Regions from separate parts of the Homo sapiens genome. Here region 1 is linked to region 2. The links are chromatin contacts, found by Hi-C in ENCODE. All regions are on one chromosome and are shown on one strand. Each heading gives the region's core, a stretch centred on a gene start or an enhancer-like site at or near the end of the contact. The rest is flanking DNA. Distances are from core to core; before and after follow the strand shown. Region 1 overlaps ADAMTS7 (ADAM metallopeptidase with thrombospondin type 1 motif 7). Region 2 holds the start of TMED3 (transmembrane p24 trafficking protein 3).

Region 1 (5,076 bases), core at 2,530-5,029, 550 kb before region 2:
CCATCACCGCACCTGGCTAATTTTTGTATTTTTAGCAGAAATGGGGTTTTGCCACATTGGCCAGGCTGGTTTCAAACTCCTGACCTCAGGTGATCCGCCCGCCTCAGCCTCCCAAAGTGCTGGGATTACAGGTGTGAGCCACCGCGCCCAGCCAGGAGTGATTTTCAGTGGTGTCCCCTCCATCCCCAGCATATACCCAGCCCTGAGTGGCTGCGGCTGCCACATGCAGGCTCCAGGGCTACATTCACCTTTCGTCCAGGGTTGTCATACGCTGGAGAGTAGAATGTGAGAGGTGACCCCTGTAGGCTGCAGGGCGAGCTCTCTGAACCTTAGTGTCCCCCACCTGGAGAAGGGGCGTAACACCTTCCAGGGGGAGGGCTGAGGAAGAAATTGTCAACGGCTGAGTCTAAGGCTCACAGCCAGAGGCCAGGGTTGGATCCAGGGCTGGGCCTGGGCCTGGGGGGACAGTGTCCGCCCCTTCCCCAGCCTCCCGCCCCTGGTCAGGCCAGGACCCTCTTCAAAGCACCTTCATGCCCATCTGTTCCCTGCTGTGGGCACTACTGTCTGGCTCCATGGGACTAGATTTTATGGGAGGGGAAGGGGCTGTGGGTAGGCAGGTGCCAGGTGCTGGACCATAGATCAGCGTGGTAGGAACCTGTAGCTGGGGCTGGTGGTGGGAAAGGGGCCAACCTGAGGCAGTGACAATTAGCCCAGCCCTATCTCTGGGCACAGAGATGAAGGGACACGTGGGGACACAGTAGGGCACAGCTGGCCAGCCTGCTCTTCCCCTCTCTGCCTGCTTTTTGCAGAAGAGTCAACAGATAGAACAGACAGGGCCAGGGAGGTCCCCATGGGGGCCCCAGTCCCCACCACTCCAGGGGGCAGTCCCTGCAAGTGACATGGTGGGCTCAATCCCTGTGGAACAGGTCTCTGAGGACCACAGAGTGGGGCCCCAGGGAAGGCTGGGAGCCTGAGCTGAAGGCAGGCAGCAAGTAAGGGCCAAGCCGTGCCCCTGCCCGGAAGACCTTCCTGCCCCCAGAACCCCACCCTCTGCAGACAGCCCTCCCTGGGGAGCAGCCCCCCAGCTTCTGAGGCCTTCCGTGCCTCACCAGATGCCATGCTCTCAGGGACTCATTTTCTACGCTGCCCCCTGCAGATCTGTCCCAGAGGAGCAGGTGAAAAGCCACGCCTGCCGAGGTGCTGTGGCGGTGGAGTTTTGGGCAGAGGGGTGGGGGGAAGAGTTTCTCACTTTTAAGATTCTCCAAATCCAAGACGAAGTCACGCTGTGCTTTGGAATGGTAGATGCTCATTTATGTAAAATCATAATAAATGTTACACAAACTGTTAGAATAAAAAAATACCTTTTTTGAGGGGGAGGAGGTCCCCAGCCTGCTGCTGGGTAGTGAGAGGGGGTTAGCACCATTAGGGCGCAGGGGGCGGGAGCTCCGCCACAGCCCGTGGTGGGCACTGAGGTCTGTCGGTCGGTCTGTGCATCCTGGCGCAGTCAGCGGCGGGCAACCCGCTGATGGCCTCGGGAGGGGGCGCCGTGGCTGGGCGGAGAGCACGAGCGGCAGCACTGGGTGCGGATGGTGGGCAGCTGGCAGCGGCCCAGTAGGCGCAGCGTCTCGCAGAACCCGAAGGACAGGCGGTCCCGCTCACAGCCTGGAGTGGGGGGGCAGAGAGGCATCAGAACCAGTAGCTTGGGGTACCCAGAACCTGGCTCCCTACGCCAACCACCTTAAGGAGGCTCCAGCAGCTCCCCACCAAGCAGAGAGCCCCAGTTTCTGGAGCGGCTCCCGAACCGGAGTTGCAGGTCTCCAACTGTTGCTGTCTCTGTCCCACCTACTCATGGCCAACCCCAGGACTCGAGAACGGGTGCTGCTGGGCTGAGGTTTCTGGAGGAAAGGTCCTGAGACCCCACCCTGACCCCCTCACATGCCTGTTAAAGAGCCTGCCCAGGGCGACGCCTTGCCACCCCATCTCCATCCTTGCTCATCCCTGGTGTTCCCGGACAGATCCTGGCACAGAACTGCGGTCCCGGGGCCTCCTGCCAGCCTGCAGCGGCCTCTGCCCCCGACTCCCGCCACCGCCCCCTGCCCCAGTGCATCTGTCCTGCCAGGCCTCCGTGACCACCTCCAGCCACAGGGGCTGTACTCAGCCTCGGGTTCTGAGTCACAGGGTCCCATCTCCCAGGCCAGCCTCCCACTTCTCAGGTGGGCCACGAAGCCTAGAGTGAGTGGGCCTTACAGGCCGTCAGCGGAAACCAGAGACTGAGCCCAGCCTGCTGGGGAGGGAGGCCAGCTGCAGGCTGTGCTTGTCAGGGCTGAGGCTTGGCTGGGCCCTCCTGCCCCGTGGTTATCAGAGCTATTTTGGGAAGTGGCTTGTTTCCAGCCTCCTGGCCTTGCTCCTGATGCCACTGCCACTGCTGACAGCCCCCAGCTGCCACCCGGGCCCTGCTTACTCCAGCAGACCTCCCTGGGGAGGAGGAGCAGGAAGGCAGCAGCCAGCCCTGGGCCTGGGACATCCCCCAGGCCCGGCAGAGGGCACGAGGCAGCAGGCAGGCTCCTCCACCCCAGCTCCAGGCAGAGCTCCAAAGTGCACATCTGCAGGCCTGCATCCTGGTCGCCCGGGGTGACCTCAGACAAGCTGCTTCACCTCTTGGGCCTCGGTTCCCTCCTCTGTCAACCCCACCTCCACAGCAAATGGATGTGGCCATGCTGTGTCACTGCAGTGAGCACACACACACGAGTTTCCCAGCTTTCCACATGTCCCGCCAACTGTCCCACAGACCAGCAGAACATCTGGGAATTCCAGGTCTCCAAGTCCAAGACACCTTCCCAGCCCCCCTCCACTGTTCACTGATGGCAGAAAACTCCTCACTTAGGACAGCTTCTAGTTCAGCCACCTAACCAGCCCCCATAGCCCACTCCCTGCAGCCCACTCACACCCGCCCCTGGGAGACCTTGCAAGCCCAGAGCCTCCTGGGCCATCCGTCCTTGGTTCTAGGCCCCCAGGGGCCTCAGTTTCTGTTCTCTGCCCCATCTGGTCCTCCCCCACTGGGATCATAACCACCCCGCTCCCTGTGGCCAGCCCTAGCCATAAAGGTGAGAGACGTGGTGCCAGCACCCAGCTCAGGTAGCACATAGGAGTGCTCTGAGATGCTGGCTGGGTGCGTGCTGAGGGCAGGCAGGACAGGGTGGGGGCGCTGCCACTGGGCCTTGAGGTTTGAGGCAGGAAGACCACCCATGCCAGAGGCAGGGCAGCGAGGCATGGCAGGGGCCACTCTGAGCCTGAATGAGGGCTGCCCAGGAGCTGGCACAGGTAGAGAAGGCAGCGTTGGACAAGGGGAGAAGGCAGACCGGGGAGATTGCAGGGGGCCCTGAATGCCAGCTTGAGGGCCCTGGCTGAGGACTCTGTCCTAGGGGCAGGGAGCAGACAGCCAATAGCACAGGGGACACAGCTCTTCACGCCACGGCTTCTGGATTCCTTAGACTGGCAGGGTCAGCCCCAGGCCCTCTCCCTGACCTTGCAATTGGGGATGACAGTGGCTGTGGGGGAGGGGAAAAAGCCACCTTCCCTGAGCACCACCTGGATCCCCACGCAGTGCTGCGTGCTTCATGCCCAGACCTCATTTATGCAAGGATGGGGCTTGGCAGCCCCTTTATTCAGCACATGAAGGCCCTGAGAGGGAAATGGAGCCCAAGGCCACACAGCTGGTGAGGGGAGCCTAGGTGACACTCCAGGGCCACCCCATTTCCTGCCCTCAGCACTTCCGGGAGCAGCTGGGGCTGCAGGAAGGAAGTGTATGACTGTGTGTGTGTGTGTTGGCGTGTGTGTGTGTGTGCGCGCACGCACACATGCTGGAGGCGGCGGCAGGGGTGTCCAGAACCACCTCTACCTCAGGCCCTTCCACCAGGACCCAGCTGGCCAGGAAACCCCCCACCACTGGGATTAACAGGACCCTGGAAGGGAGGCCCTTCCTGCCTCAAACCCCATTACCTCATTAGCAGGACCCTGGAAAGGAGGCCCTTCCTGTGGTTCCATTGCTCACTCTAGGCAGTCCTCTAGCCAGGGAATGGACAGGCCAGGGCTGGGGACAGGGACTCACCCAGGCCCAGTTTTCACACAGCCTCAGGGACATCCCTGGTCTCACTGTGGGAAGACTGAGACCTAGAGGAGAAAGAGCTTACCCAGGTTCACACAGCAAATCAGGGGCCAGGGCCACTCCCTCTACTCCCCCAAGGTCAGACAGCTGCCTATGGGATGTTGTGTGGCCGGGACTCCCCTTGACTGACTCCCAGCACAGCCCAGCCTCCAGCATGGCATCCTGTGGCATCAGGATTTTCAGTGGCCATGTGGCTCCTGAGCCCAGACTACAGATGGAACCAGCCAGTGCCGTGGGCACAATGGTTTGACGACCCCATTTCCCCATCACCCTCCCCACCCCACCTCACTTCAGCAGGGAGCCTGGGGTCAGGGGACTCACGGGGAGGCTCGACGGGCTCACAATCCTCGGTGCCACACGGCCGGGAGCTCTCAGGCCAGGCCTCGTGGCCACACTGGTCACTGTCTTCCTCGGGCAGCCCTGTCTGGGTGTTGACACACTTGACCAGGCGCCGCTGGACACCACCACCACAGGGGCCTGAGCACTGAGGGGAGCGGGGGAGGAATGAGTGTCTCCAGGGCCAGCCCTAGCAGTGGGGGCAGGGACACCTCCTCTGGGAAGCCGTCCCTGCGCCCTGTGCCTGACTGGCCTGGCCTTGCTCCCAGCCGCCCCCTCAGTGCCTCCTGGAGCACCTGGTCCCATTCCTAGAGCCCACTTGGTGCTGGAACCCCACTCTCACTTGTGGGATCGGCTCCTGCAGAGGGAAGGGGCGTGAGAACCGTGGGACAGCCCTCGGGGCGGCAGGGCAGTGAGCCCCTCACACAGGACATGCCTGAGAAGCCTGGGCAGGGGCGCCGGGATGGAGCCCTGATGCAGCAGTGGGCAGAGATGTGGGCGAGACACCGCTGTGCCCGAGGGACAGGGCAGAGGACCTGCCGCAGCCCATGGGCAGGAGGGCAGGAGACAGTTTC
Region 2 (5,259 bases), core at 2,165-4,664:
CAGATGGGTCCACCTTATACTGCCCATCTCATCATAACACACGTAACTTACGATGTTTTCAATTCATGATAGGTTTATTCAGACATAACCCCATTGTAAGCCGAGGAGCATCTGTACATACTTAGAGAAGTAAAACCTAAGTGTTCAGTTAATGAAAGTCAGAATGTGAACATTCATGAGTCTCTCTTGGGTGCCCCTTCTGGACTTCTGCATTTTCCTTCCCCTTAGATATAAGCACTATTTGGATGTTTATATATCCAATTCTTGTCCTTTTATTTCTTTTTCTTGCCTAACCTTTCCTGCTAGAATTTCTGGGACAATGTTAAATAGCAGTTGTGATAGCAGGCATTTATGTCTTATTCCCAAATTTGAAGGAAAAGACATGTTTATCATTAATCATGATGTCTGCTCTAAATTTGTTACATTTTATGACATTAAGGAAGTTGTCTATTATTTCTGTTTTGCTAAGAGTTTTTATCATGAATGGATGTTGAATTTGTCACATGCTTTTTTTCCTGCATCTGTTAAGATCCTCATTTTTATTTACTGTTTTAATATTTATTATTTACTATTTTTATGTGTGTGTTTCTTTTATTTACTGTTTTAAAAGGACTTTACAGAAGTCACCCCAGGACTAAAGTGGATAGAAAACATTTTTGGTTTTTCTTTCAAGTTATCCTACCTTTAGTACCATATATCACGCAATATTTGCCATATATCATGCAATATCAAGGTTGGAAGGAACCGTAGAGGTCATACACCACTATTATCTGTCACCCAGGCTCATGAATCATCTCTGTTGTTGCTAAGTGGTTGGTTGTTCACCTGCATCTGTTCGAATATTTTCGGGTATGAAAAATGTACTATCCTTGTCCATTCTATTTTTGGAAATCTCTGGTTCCAGAAAATCATTTATTGTGTGAGCTGAAATGTGCCTCAGTGTCAGATTCATGCTTTGGTCCAAGGTTTGCCCTATGGAACATGTAGGACAAGTGTTCCCTGAGGTATGGGTAGAGGCAGTGTGTTTAGTGGGAAGCTGGTAGTCTTCAGAATTAAGCAGATCTGGGTTCACTTTCTGGCTTAGCCATTGACAAGCTGAGTGAGTCTGGATACTATAGAAGATGGCTTAACAGCCATAATTCCTTCCATCCCAGTATGACCCTCCTTTGCAATGTGACTTTGCAACTCCTCAAATCCAGAGGTAGATTCCATTTTTCCACCTCCTTGAATCTGGGCTGGCCTTTGAACTTGCTTTGGTCAACAGAATGTGGAGAAAGTCATACTGGAAAAGGTCTGAAGCTTAGGTCTCAGGGGCCTTGCTCCTTCTGCCTAGTTCCTCTTGGGATGCTGCCCTGAACCTGCCATATAAGGAAGTAATCTAGCCTATTAGATGTAAGAGGATGCTTGGAGGAGAACCGAGGTGTCCCAGCCAACAGCCTGCATGCTCTGACTAGAGCTTCTTCAATGTCAGCTCCTCCCCTGAACTTATGCAGGTGTTTTCTTGGAACTTAAATGTAAGACTTAACATTTAATCCGGAGGAATTTATTTTGATTTTTAGAGATGGGGTCTCCCTTTGTCATCCATGCTGGAGTGCAGTAGTGCAATCACAGTTCACTGTAGCCTCAGACACCTGGTGTCAAGCAATCCTCCCACCTCAGCATCCCAAGTAGCTGGGACTACAGACCCACACCACCATGCCTGGTTAATTTTTGTTTGTTTGTTTTTGTAGAAACGAGGTTTCACTATGTTGCCCAGGCTAGATTCGAACTCCTGGCTTCAAACAATCCTCCTGCCTCAGCCTCCCCAAATACTGGGATACAGGCATGAGCTATGGTGCCCAGCCCGAAATTTCTTTTTGTTAGTCTTAGCAGAGCACTCCACCTGTGCCAGGGCAATCGTGTTTTTTTTTTGTTTGTTTGTTTTGTTTTTTTGAGACGCAGTCTTGCTCTGTCGCCAGGTTGCAAACTCCACCTCCCAGGTTCAAGCAATACCCCTGCCTCCCTGCCTCAGCCTCCCGAGTAGCTGGGACTACAGGCACGCACCACCACCCCCAGCTAATTTTTGTATTTTTAGTCGAGAAGGGGTTTCACCACATTGGCCAGGATGATCTCGATCTCTTGACCTCGTGATCCACCCGCCTCAGCCTCCCAAAGTGCTGGGATTACAGGCGTGAGCCACCACTCCCGGCCAATTGTGGTTTTATATCTGTCATTTATTTCTCCACTTAGTTCATCTAGATCAGATGATTATTACTTCCATGTTTTCTATCAGTTCCTAAAAAAAAAAAAAACGTGAAATAGGACCGTGCCAGGGAAGGAAGCTTAAGGGACACTACTAAACACCTCTTCCATGCCTGTCACTGAGCCAGTCAATATTATTAACTATGTTATGCATGCATGTTATTTCCAAGCCTACAGATTGCTTTCACACATTAGCGTGTTCATCCATAGTGAATGTGGCCAGCGGAAATCTATATGGGCAGTAACATTCTTTCCTGAAGTCAAGATATACCACGTCTAGTAATGCTCTCCTGAATAAGTTATTTATTGAGTATCGACATCACAATCTACGTCTTTTCTCTTTGTTTATTGGATCACAGTGAATATAAAACTATACCTATAGTTACGATTATACAAAAGAATCTTAAGTCAGTGGTCATGGGTAAGACAGTAAACCAATTTATCTGCTTTCAGAGCTTTTAAGAAGTCAAAGTGCAAAAATGACAGTTTTGTGCAAAAAGAATTTTCAACGAGCCTGACAGCCAAAATATACCTGAAGTCGCTGCGAGACTTTACTTGGATTTTCATGAGATCGTTTGTGTGTGAGCACGCTCGTGTTTTTCCCAGAGCAGGTGTAATGATGGGTCTTTACTTACTCTCCCCACTCCCCACCCCCTTCGCACACTCTTTCACCTTGGGAAGGGTATGGGAATGAAGAAAGGAGTGTTAATCGGGTTCCCAGCGTTCCCTTATCTTTCACCTAGCTCCCTAACTACTGTGGATGTTAGGTTTGGGCACACCCATTTCAAGACAAGGAGACTGGTTCTCGAGGGAAGTGTGAGACTGAAGTTACAGAGCCTGTCAAAAGCGGAGCCTTATAGAGGGAGTAAAATCCCACGTGCTTCGTGCTGCAGCAGCTGGAGGGTGGACCTGGGTCGACCTGGGGGGATGCTCAGCCCTGCGGGTCCGGGAGCGCGCAGAACAGCGGGGAGGGCTTCTCCCTCTTCTGGGTAGGGGCGCGCTAGGTGGAGCCCCACCTCCCCTCCGCGGAGACCCACCCTCCGAGCCGGGAGAGGCGTTGCGGGGGGGTGGGGGGGGCGTGTCCCCTGGCGCAGCGCGGCCAGCGCGCACGCGCAGCGGGCGGAAGGTGCCCGGGCCCACTTTGAGCGCGCGGCTGCGCACTGAGCCGCCGGCCCTCCCGGAAGCGCAGAGCTCCGCTGGTGCCACGTCTATCCCCTTACATCCTCCTAGGACCCGGTCGGTAGTCGTCGCCCCAGCCCGCCGGGGGCGCAGCGCCCGAGCCGCGGCCCTCGAGACGGGACCGAGAGCATCATGGGCAGCACTGTCCCGCGCTCCGCCTCCGTGCTGCTTCTGCTGCTGCTCCTGCGCCGGGCCGAGCAGCCCTGCGGGGCCGAGCTCACCTTCGAGCTGCCGGACAACGCCAAGCAGTGCTTCCACGAGGAGGTGGAGCAGGGCGTGAAGTTCTCCCTGGATTACCAGGTGAGGCCGGGCGCCCGGCAGCGCTCCCTTCTCCCTCCACTCCCAGGTCTCACCTGGACACTGGCTAGCCCCTGACTGGAGGCGCTCGAATTAGCCACAGGCTACAGGGAGGCTGCATGGGGTGGGAGTCCCCGGAGACCAGTTGACTTCCCCGTGAGGAGGAAGGTTTGGGTCATCAGGGCCCACCCGAGACGAGCCTGGCCAGCGAGGAGGTAGTCAGCGCCGCAGGTGCGAGCCCGGGATGGGGACGCCAGGGCGGATCCCGCAGCCTGGGGAGCTGGCCAAAGAGATATCCGCAGGCCCCCGAGACACTAACCAACGGCAGTTCTGATCGGCTGGACACAGGCTCTCTAACCCCAGTCTCTTAGACCACCTTGTGCCTTCGAGTACTGAAAAATGGCAGCAAGAGGAAGTGGGCTCATAGTTTTAGTTTATTCCTCCCCTCTCCAGCGTTTAAAGTTGGAGTGAGGTGAGGGCAGCAGAAGTGAGAATGGGCACTTTGGAAAGGAGGGATCAGTGCAGCCATTGAGGCCTGGCGGTGTTTACAAGGAGCGGTGTGGCTGCAAGACTTGGCTCTTGCCATATGGCTTAGAAAAGCTCAGTTCCTGTATTCCTGTCTCCTTTGAGAGATCCCGTGGCCCACAGGTGACAGGAGCAGGTCTTGAGTGAGTAGTCTGCCCCGATATTTAGTGAGCAGGTCTAGGGTTGGGGGCCAAGTGGGCATCATACTCAGACAGCTATCTGCTTGTGGACGCATGCTGATAGGCACTTCAGAAATGAGGGGCCACGGGCAGCAGGAATGGGGGCAAGCTATTTGACCAGTTCCTCTGTGGTTAGAGGCACTGAAGGAAGCTTGCGCTTGGAGACAACTTCTATGTGGTAGTCTCAGTCACTGATTTGTCCACTTTCAGGTCTTTGTGGACAACATGCAAATTGTGACTGGGTTAACATGGGCAACCTAGGTGCAATGACAAAAAGAATGATAATTCTGTGGTTGCAGGGACCTCAGATGTCATCTGGTCACTGCCAGGGCGGAAATCCCTTGTCAAAGTGTGTCCAGCCTGGGTTTAAACACACTTAGCAACAGGATACTCACTGCTTTTTGCAAAGCTTGCTGAGCAGGACTAGTAACTTTTGTCCGGACAAAGAGGCCATTTAAATTTGGAAGCAGATGGAGGCCATTGACCGTGTCCTTTGATGGATCTTGGTTATAGCCATTGCCTACCTGTGAGATTTTGCTTTATGTGGGTCTTATTTTTCTTATGTTACAAGGAGAGTTTGAACTAAATGATTCCCAAAGACTCTTCCACCGCTGACACTCAGAAATTCCATGAATACTTCGATCAATATTTTTCTTCTCCTTGCATTCAGTCATTAATAATATATTGTTAATAGCTACTTGACCCATTCAGCAAGCCAAGAATGACCCTTGCTGGTGGGGGGAGGGGGAACACCTGTCTGTTATTGGAACGGAGAAGCAGGAGGTGCAGCATGCATGCTCTAGGGTGGCCCCCAAATCAGATCCCACATCTCCACTGC

Evidence for each region. A loop is a pair of places that touch in the nucleus more often than their neighbours do. Pooled maps may share reads with other maps.
Region 1: a loop to region 2 is called in a map with no recorded cell type, with 20 times the contacts of the local background. The contact joins the enhancer-like site here to the promoter of TMED3 in region 2. A Hi-C loop is called at or near these places in 2 of 37 single-sample maps with no recorded cell type and 6 of 50 pooled maps.

Annotation. Positions count from the first base shown.
Region 1 is chr15:78,757,917-78,762,992 of GRCh38, forward strand. It overlaps ADAMTS7 (ADAM metallopeptidase with thrombospondin type 1 motif 7), which reads right to left. Exons shown (of 24, transcript NM_014272.5): 23 at 4,487-4,649; 24 at 1,290-1,662. The coding sequence ends at 1,505. Among named protein-coding and RNA genes, the nearest start is that of ADAMTS7, 51 kb to the right of the region's middle. RefSeq lists an enhancer at 1-15. Within about 2 kb of position 3,780, at least 16 of the 41 ENCODE cell types and tissues checked have a DNase peak (open chromatin) inside an H3K27ac peak, as active enhancers do.
Region 2 is chr15:79,307,698-79,312,956 of GRCh38, forward strand. It overlaps TMED3 (transmembrane p24 trafficking protein 3), which reads left to right and starts at 3,415. Exons shown (of 3, transcript NM_007364.4): 1 at 3,415-3,720. The coding sequence starts at 3,553. RefSeq lists silencers at 3,259-3,308, 3,519-3,588.